Linked DNA regions of Homo sapiens: region 2 is linked to region 1. A link is a loop called in an ENCODE intact Hi-C map of the cell type or tissue named here. Cell type or tissue: psoas muscle. All regions are shown on one strand. Each heading gives the region's core, and the rest is flanking DNA. Links, peaks and the distances in the headings are about the cores only. Region 1 has its middle 57 kb from the start of THUMPD2. Region 2 overlaps MAP4K3-DT (MAP4K3 divergent transcript).

What was found. A loop is a pair of places that touch in the nucleus more often than their neighbours do. Peaks named below come from ENCODE experiments on the same cell type or tissue, not always from the same donor. Only the 100,000 strongest peaks of a DNase experiment are listed, where the experiment ranks them.
Region 2: a loop joins it to region 1, with 5 times the contacts of the local background. A loop is called at or near these places in 21 of 110 quality-filtered maps.

The regions. Positions count from the first base shown.
Region 1 is chr2:39,720,517-39,724,908 of GRCh38, forward strand. It overlaps a transcript of TMEM178A not described here. Among named protein-coding and RNA genes, the nearest start is that of THUMPD2, 57 kb to the right of the region's middle. RefSeq lists enhancers at 505-1,006, 1,007-1,506. In psoas muscle, for the core only: no CTCF peak of the experiment used is centred there; no DNase peak of the experiment used is centred there; H3K27ac peaks cover 1,370 bases.
Region 2 is chr2:39,591,927-39,596,318 of GRCh38, forward strand. All of the region lies in intron 5 of MAP4K3-DT (MAP4K3 divergent transcript), which reads left to right. Among named protein-coding and RNA genes, the nearest start is that of TMEM178A, 72 kb to the right of the region's middle. In psoas muscle, for the core only: a CTCF peak has its summit at 2,005 (motif pointing right); no DNase peak of the experiment used is centred there.

The DNA of each region.
Region 1 (4,392 bases), core at 273-4,272:
ACAACACTCCCGGACACCTTCCTCAAACATGCTGCATTGCTTCAAATCCTTTCCTGACCAGTTACGCTCCGCACATGAATTGCCTGGCAACCCATAACCAGATCATAGACTCTTTCAAGGAGGAATCTGTGCCTTGTCCCGGTGCTCAGCCCACCCAGTGCCTGGTAGACCGTAGGTGCTCTTAAATCTTTGTGGAATCAATACATGGATTCAGAGTCATAGATAAACTCTTTTCTTCCCTGGACAGAGCTGACTCCCTTAGCACCAATTTTAGGGAGCCCATAAAAAATGTACAGTCGTGTGATGAGGCTAAATGGAAAGAGAATATAGCTTGGCAAGCAAGGAAACCTCATTAGAATAATTAAAGGGACTATTAACCCAAACCAACCTAGACGTAACTTAAAATGTGTTATGAACTACTGTGGAACATTTATTTGATGGCTCAAACATTAAGTTAGTAACCTCAATATGGTTCTACACCTCAATTTAAAGCGTTCTCATTTATGTGCATGTGTGTTTCAAATCCCTAATTGGAATTCTGAAAGGAATGCTTCAGAAATGACTTCCTTTGAATGCAAATAGCTATCCTGACGAAGAACACATTTAAATTGCATATGAATTTCTCTGGGGCCTTGCCCTTTGACTGGAAGAAGAGGAAGTTTTCTGTGCTGCATGCAGGACAACCACAAATGCTTGAAGATGCTCAGGGCACCCAGTTGCATACTGGGAACTTGGCTATGCAATACATATTCCTCTTAATATGCAACCTGTGTTTTGCCAGGCATCAAAGCAAGATTTCTAATTGTCCTAAAACATTAGAATATGTCTGCCTGGAGCCCCTGTAAGAGGAAAACAGATTGGCTGGCTATAAAAGAAGATAGCATTTTTTCTGTTTTTATTTCCAATTTTTTTCTCCCCTTCAGCATTCACTATAAAATACTGCCTGCTACTATAAGGTCTGGCTATGCTTGGTTTCTCTTAGGTCTCTAAGTGAATGTTTTGCAGAGAGGAAGGAGACAGGACCATGGGTCTAGAGCAGAAAGAACAAGGGAAGAGTGGTGCAGGTGAGGTTGCCAAGGTAGGCAGAGGCTTGCTGGTCACAGTAAAGAGTTTGGGTTTTACTCTGGTAATTGAAAACAAACGGCCTAAAAAAGGATAATGATGTGATCTGATTTCCACTTTAGGACTATCAGTTGGCCAGGTGTGGTGGATCACACCTGTCATTCCGGTGTTTTGGAAGGCTGAGGCTGGAGGATCTCTTGAGTCCAGGTATTCAAGACCAGGCTGGGCAAATAGAGCCTGTCTCTATAAAAACATTTTTAAAATTAGCCAAGTGTGGTGGTACATGCCTGTAGGCTTAGCTACTCGGCAGGCTGGGGCAGGAGGATTGCTTGAGTCTAGAAGCTATTGAGCTATTATCACACCACTGCACTGCACTCCAGCCTGGGTGACAGAGTGAGACCAGTCTCAAAAAAAAAAAAAAAAAAAAAAAAAAAAAAATCAGTGTTGCCACTGCTGCTGGATGGAGAATGGATTTAAAGAGGCACCACTAGAGGAGAAGAACCCAGTTAGGAAGGAGGAAGTTGCATAGGAACCCAGGAGACAAAATTGTGCCTGGATGGAGAGGGTGGTGATGAAAATGCACAGGAGTAGGTGGACATATTTTAGAGATGGAATTGATTTGCTGGTAAGTTACATGGCGGTGGGGAAACAAGGGAAGTTAAGGATGACACCTAAAGAATTTGTAGAGTTAGGTTAATTACTAAGGGAACTGCTTCTTGTATCAAAAAGGAGATACAATAATTTGGGGAAAAGGGGAAAAAGAAAAAACTGCTAAGTTTTATGGTTAACTCAGCGTTATACAGGATAGCGTTTATTTAATGGAGACTGGAATTGAAAACTGTAGTTGAGAAAATATCAATGGCCCAAATGCTCCTTCTTGCTAACTGACCCAGCTGCCAGCCGATTCCTCTCTGATTTCCAGTTGTTTTCCAGAAGTTGTGCATCTAAGACCTGAAGATAGTATTCAGTTTAAGTGTGAACTTGATCAATTAGTGGTGGCTGGGAAGATTTCAGTCCAGGCACAAAGGGGAAAGATGTAGTGTTTGTGAATGAATGGGAAAGGCAGATGTCACATACTGGCCAACCCCAGTTTAAATCACAGCAGATAGACTATTGGTCTGCTTCAGGTAAGCATTTCCCTTTTTTGGAGCTCACTAAGAAATTCTGAGAATAAACTCCCACATCTTAGGGCTGATGTTCCTAATGAACAGACCATTGTCCCAGTGAAGTGCTTATCCTGGTTGGCCCAGAGTCTGACCAGGCCACTGCCTTGAGTGTGGGTGTGAGGATGGATGAACTGTACCCTCAAGTTCATCAGCAAGTGTTCTAAATCAGGACCTTAGAGGTAAATTCCCTCAATATCTGGCTAACTGTGAAGTGGCATCCTCTGGGGATTCTGGAAAGGGCATGGAAACCTTGCTATAGCAAGGGTGCACGGAGGCTCCGCTGGATCCTACACAAAGGGCCTGGGCTCCCTTGACTTGCTCCCAGAACGCAATCACAGTTCAGGGCATTTCATTCTTTAATCATAAAACACCTTTTATTTCCATCCTCATAGCTTTGCCTGTTAGGTTGATTGTGATGAACACATAAATACTTGCTTTAGAAACCTAGCCACGCCTGAACTGAACTTCACTCAGCTGTGGCTTCAGTGGGCTTCAAATTCATTCCCCACAGGTAAAACACATTGCACTTATCATATTGCTTAAATCTGTTAATCACAAGAGTTTAAAATGAACTTAAAGACCTGAATAAATTGTTGAAGTTTTCTCATTTCTCCTCTAAGCCCTGATTTGCCATTTGTTAGTTCTGGACTCTGTTGGTTGCTCAAAAAATAAATAGATATATAAGTAAATAAATAAAGCACTTAATTAATTCTAAGAGGATGGCAGTGGAGCCATATTATTGTTAACTTTTAGGTCTCCTTCATTCTTGTAAGTACTAAACATAAATAAGAAGTGGCAGAGAAAGCTCGGATTCTCAAAAGCTTCTCCAGTGCTGTTTCTTGGCATTAATGAGACTGAGTCCCTGGGTGAGGGACTGCCTCAGTACCTCCTCAGTGACTGTGTCAGGCTGTGTCCTTTATAAACCATATCTTGTTACTATTTGCCCCTACTTTATGGGTAGAGAAGCCAAGGCTCACAGAGGTTGAGTAACCTTCCCTAAGATACTAGCCAAGATTTGGTTTCCAGCTTGCTCACTCCAAAATCCTTCCACCTTCCTGCACAGCATCCACGTCAACTACCCAAGACCCAGCAGCATTTCCATAGTGCATTTCTAACCCTATCTGAGCCTACTGTCAACATGTTATACATCTAGATAGGTTCACATTCCCCTGCATTTTCCAAGGGTCCCTTTGGAAGTTACTGCTCTATAGTTTTTAAGCAAGCTTCTATATTTCTAAGCCAGAGCACACACTGCACTTTGTAATTCTGTAAAGAATGCCAGACCTATTTTTGTAAGCACAGAATCTCTCCTTACGTGACTGACCTTCAAGAGACCCTGTAGCTTGCAGTAGCCTAAAGGTATGACAGCAATTTTAATTACCTTCTTGGCACTTCCCCCACAGAACATTATGAGAAATTCCCGTGTTACTAGGGCTGCTCAAAGATCTCTATTTAAGTGGGTATGTCCTCCTTACTTTGTCCTGTGACAGCATCCCTGACGGCATTTTTTAAATTATTAGATGAAAGTAATTATTTCAAAAAAAAAAAAGAGGCTATCTAGCCTTACGGTTAGAGGTAGGATAGCAACTCAAAGACTCATGAATTTCCGTCCTTTCTCCCTGACTGTCTTGATGTGTGGCCCTGCAAGAATGCTGGTAATAACCACACATTTAAGAAGCCTGAAAATCACTTTGAACACCTCTACAAACTTTTATTTCCTTTATCCAAGTTGAATGTGAACTAATTTAAAAAACATAACATATTAAGTTACACTAACAATAAAATAAAACCATCTGATGTGGAGTCAAAACAAGGAAACCTTCCAAATTTTTTTATTATATCTCAAGGAAAGTACAGTACTTCATTTCGTATTTTCCCTTTGAGAGACTGGTCGCTGTGCAGTGACTTAGAAAACACCCCATAACCAAACCAAAACAAACCTCAAGACAGCCTCGGAGGCATATGGAAACTATAATGGTCATCTCTCTTTGACAGCAGAGGAACAGAGACTCAGAGCATTAACCCAAGATCTCTCAGCCAGTCTCTGGCAGAAGGTTCACCTCCCCAGCAAAAAAGCGAGGTAGATTTTGAGGTCAGCATGTCCAAGTATCTATATTCCTGCAAACATGTCGAGCAGCCTCTACTTTACAGGACTCTGTGGTGA
Region 2 (4,392 bases), core at 163-4,162, 130 kb before region 1:
ATCTCTGATTAGGGTTCTAAAAAAAGAACCCTATATATTATGGGGTGTTGGATGTGTACAATCAAGCATGCTTGCTGACTGTTCATCCTGGTAATCACTGTTGGTGCCAGATTTATCACCTGTAGCTCTTGTTTTCAACGTGAGCTGGAAAGGGGTTCTATGGGCATTTTCCAACTACAGAATATTAAAGTTGGAAAGTGATATCTGAGATCATGGAGTACAGCTCTGTCCTTGTTCAGAGGCAGAAACTGAGATCCAGAGAAATTATGTGACTTGTCACTAGCAGAGCAAGGATAAGAGCCCATATCTTTTATATCATTGATTCCCTTTCCCTTGCCTTATTGCATCAAACAAGGTGTAAGTCAACTCTCAATTTTCCCGTCAGGTTCTACCTGAAATCTATGTGGAGCGAGGGCCAAGGGAATGATGTGAACAAATATTTCCCTTACCTACTCAGCAAGTGCATGTGAGTGTGTGTGTTTGTGGGGGAAGGAACAGGGGGAGAGTAAGTGACTAGGATAACACAAAGGCTATATTTTATTTATTTATTTATTTTATTTTATTTTTTGAGATAGAGTCTCACTCTGTCACCCAGGCTAAAGTGCAATGGTGTGATCTCAGCTCACTGCAACCTCTGCCTCCCGGGTTCAAGCGATTCTCCTACCTCAGCCTCCTGAGTAGCTGGGATTACGGGTACCCCACCAAGCCCAGCTAATTTTTTTATTTTTAGTAGAGACAGAGTTTCACCATGTTGGCCAGGCTGGTCTTGAACTCTTGACCTCAGGTGATCCTCCTGCCTTGGCCTCCCAAAGTGCTGAGATTACAGGTGTGAGCCGCTGCGCCTGGCCAAAGCCTATATTTAGACCATGCTATTCAATAGAGTAGCTACTAGTCATCTGTGGCTATTTAAATTAAATTTAATAAAAATTAAATAAAATTTAAAAATCAGTTCCTCCGTTGCAGTCACATTTCAAATGTGCAGTAGCTACTTGTGGCTAGTGGCCACATTTCCGTCACTGTAAAGTCCTATTGGACAGGGATTTCTAGAATTTAGAGCCAGATTTTCTGAGTCTGAATCCCAGTCCCAGCCCTTATAGTAAAAGCTTGCCTGGGTTATTTAATGTTCCCAAGCCTCAGTTTCTTCTTCTGTAAAATGGTATCTGCCTCAGTGGTTTGCTATGAAAATTATGAATGTAAGTAAGAAAACATGTATCCAACTCTTAGCAAAAGAACCTTATATTTACTAAGCACTAAATAATGATTATCAGTAAGTAGCTTAGCTTCATGCTTAGACTGTGCAATTGGCTGGGCGCGGTGGCTCATGCCTGTAATCCCAGCGCTTTGGGAGGGTGAGGCGGGTGGATCACTTGAGGTCAGGAGTTTGAGACCAGCCTAGGTCAACATGGCAAAACCCCATCTCTACTAAAACTGCAAAAATTAGCTGGGCGTGGTGGTGCACACCTGTAATCCCTGCTACTCTGGAGGCTGAGGCAGGAGAATCTGTTGAACCTGGGAGACAGAGGTTACAGTGAGCCAAGATCGTGCCATCGCACTCCAGCCTGGGTGACAGGGCAAGACTGTCTCAAAAAAAAAAAAAAAAAAAGAAAGAAAGAAAGAAAGAAAAAAGACCATTCAGTCTCTTCTAATTGGAATGATGCAACTTGTTCTCTGGAAGAGTAAGAAGTTACTTGCCCGGGGCACTGGGACTCCAGGAAAGCTAAGTCGTGGTTGGGTTACAGTGGAAGAAGGTTGGGGCCATGGGGAAGGAGGTGGGAAGAGACTGGGGTGGAGGGAGGATGATCAGAGTCCTGGAGACCAAGAAGATAAAGTGGCCTGAGTTGTGAGAAGTGACAGAGAGCTGTGAAGATCACTCTATCTCACAAGTTTGTCAAGAGCTGGCCAGACAAATGCCTGTGTGGTGAAGACCTCAGTCTATCAGTCTGTGTGGCCCTGGAGAACACCTCACCGCCTCAAGTCCATTGTACTAACTGCTTGTCTGCTTGTCCACCAGAGGGAGGCAAGGGGAAGGAGAGAAAGGAATCTTAAAAGCCCAGCTGGTTCTTTGTTGGCAGCTCTGGTCAAGGTTTGCTGTGAGGGAAGCTGAAGTTTCCGATGAGATGAGAGTGCCTTTCACACAAGCTCCTAGGTCTCAGCTGTGTTTTCCTTGAACCCATTACCTCAGTAGAGAGGACCCTTCCAAAAGGCTGTGTGTTCTTAAGAGAGTCATACTTCATGGCCTCTCAGAGGGGCTAGGACAATTTTCACATCTGGCTAAAAGCTATGCTAGCCCCTAGCAACCCCAAAGCCCAGGTTCACAGACACAGAACACAGAGGGTGCGAGTGGAGAGTGGTGGCCATCACCCAGGTGATTTAGCCACATGGCTGGCCGCTCCACAGCATCGTTTGCTCTGCCAGGTCTCATAAAGCATTGTGTGTAGAACTGGGAGGAGATATTAAAAAAAAAAATCATTCATTTTGCCCTTAGGAAATTTTTCAAGTAATTCCAGAGCTATTGAGCCAAGGGCCAAAAGGAGCCTAGTGTGATAGAGGGGAAAGAATACCACAAATGGAAATGTATTTTTTTTTTAAATAGAGACAGGGTCTCGCTCTGTTGCCCAGGCTGGAGTGCAATGGCACAATCATAGCTCACTGCAGCCTCGAACTCCTGGGTTCAACTCATCCTCCTGCCTCATTCTCCTGAGTATCTAGGATTATAGGTATGTGCCACTGTACCCAGCTAATTTTTTTTTTTAATAGAGATGGTGGTGCGAGGGGTATCCCTATGTTGCTCAGGCTGGTCTTGAATTTCTGGCCTCAAGCAATCCTTCCGCCTCAGCCTCCCAAAGTGCTGGGATTACAGACAAGAGCCACTGGGCTCGGTCTGGAAATATATTATATTCCTTGGTCTGTCATTAATTAGCAGTGTGACTTAGGGGCAGTTATTGCAATTCTTTGGTCTCCTCATTCTCATCAGGGATAAATTTAAGTTGATGGACTAGGTGATTTTAATGTTCTCCTCCATTTCTAGAATTCTGAGATTGCAATTCCCATATGAGGAAGTGACTATGCCACAGAGGAAGATTCTTTCATTAGGGTTGTCAGATTTGTCAAATGAAATTATAAGACAACCAGTTTAATTGGATTTGAGGAAGACAGTAATTTTTTTAGTGTAAGTATATCCCATGCAATATTAGGGATATGCTTACACTACAAGATGATTTGTTGTTTATGTGAGATCCAAATTTAACTGAGCATTCTGTATTTTTTCTGGCAACCCCTGCCTTCCACCAAACATGTCTGCCCTACAGACAATGGAAGTTCTGGGGAGGGCATTTCTGCCTGTCTCTATCTTCTCACTGGCATGTCCTGATAGAAAGAGCTGACTAATCTGGTTGGCCAGAATTTATAACATTCCTTGGCCACATTTGACTGACAGGGAGAACTCTGTCTAAGGCAAAGCACTTGGCTTACCCATTGGGCTTTACTGCCTGGACACAGGAACCATGTGCTCTTTTTCCCCTCCCTCTGCCTTGGGAGAGCCCCCAGAACATGGCTACCCACGGGAAAGAGGTGGGAACTTCTCCCTTTGTCCTGCCCCTGCGGCCCTCATTCATTCCAATGGCCAAGTGAATGGACTTGCAGTTAGCTCTGCACGCCCATTGATCATAGGCATTCCGGAGCTCTTAGGTCCCAAGGTAGAGATTTGGAATGGGAGCAGAGGTCCCACTTGTCCTAATGTTTAATCTTTTATTCTGTAATCTAGCTTATACTAGTGAACGCTGAATTTGGAGGCTTGTAGGATGTTTGCTGGCCTAGTAATAAACTGACTTTTGGTTCCCACTGGGCTGGTGGATTTCCGTGTTTTCCTGTTTGACCTAGAAGGGAGGAGCTTTGATAACTAGGTCCCAAGCCTCTTACATTATTGCTTTCTCTACAAGTCAGACTCATTGGCCCATCTTGATTCAGCCTCACTGATTGTAAAAAAAGAAAAGAAAAAGTGGTGGCATGTGAAATCATTAGAATGACTAGAATAGGAGGACGGGATCAACTATAGGTCATCTTGGGATGACGTCTTACTTACTTTTAGGAATGATCTTGGAACTTTATGTTGTAAATAACTGCCTGCTATAAGAAAAACGATGGGGAGAGCCTTAGTCTTGTTATGCAGCATTTCCAGTTACAGAGTTTAACAATGAGATGCTTATCAGAAGATACTGCTGGAGATCTTTTGCCAGCGGATGCTATCATCATAGTTACTGGGATTTTCATAGCTCAGGCTGGACCTTTGCTACACACAGCATTGTAACTCCATGCCTCCTGTACTTGGCTTTCCTAAACTCAGAACTGATTATGACACAACACTGCCAAAAAGCTTACCCTTTCCTACAGAAG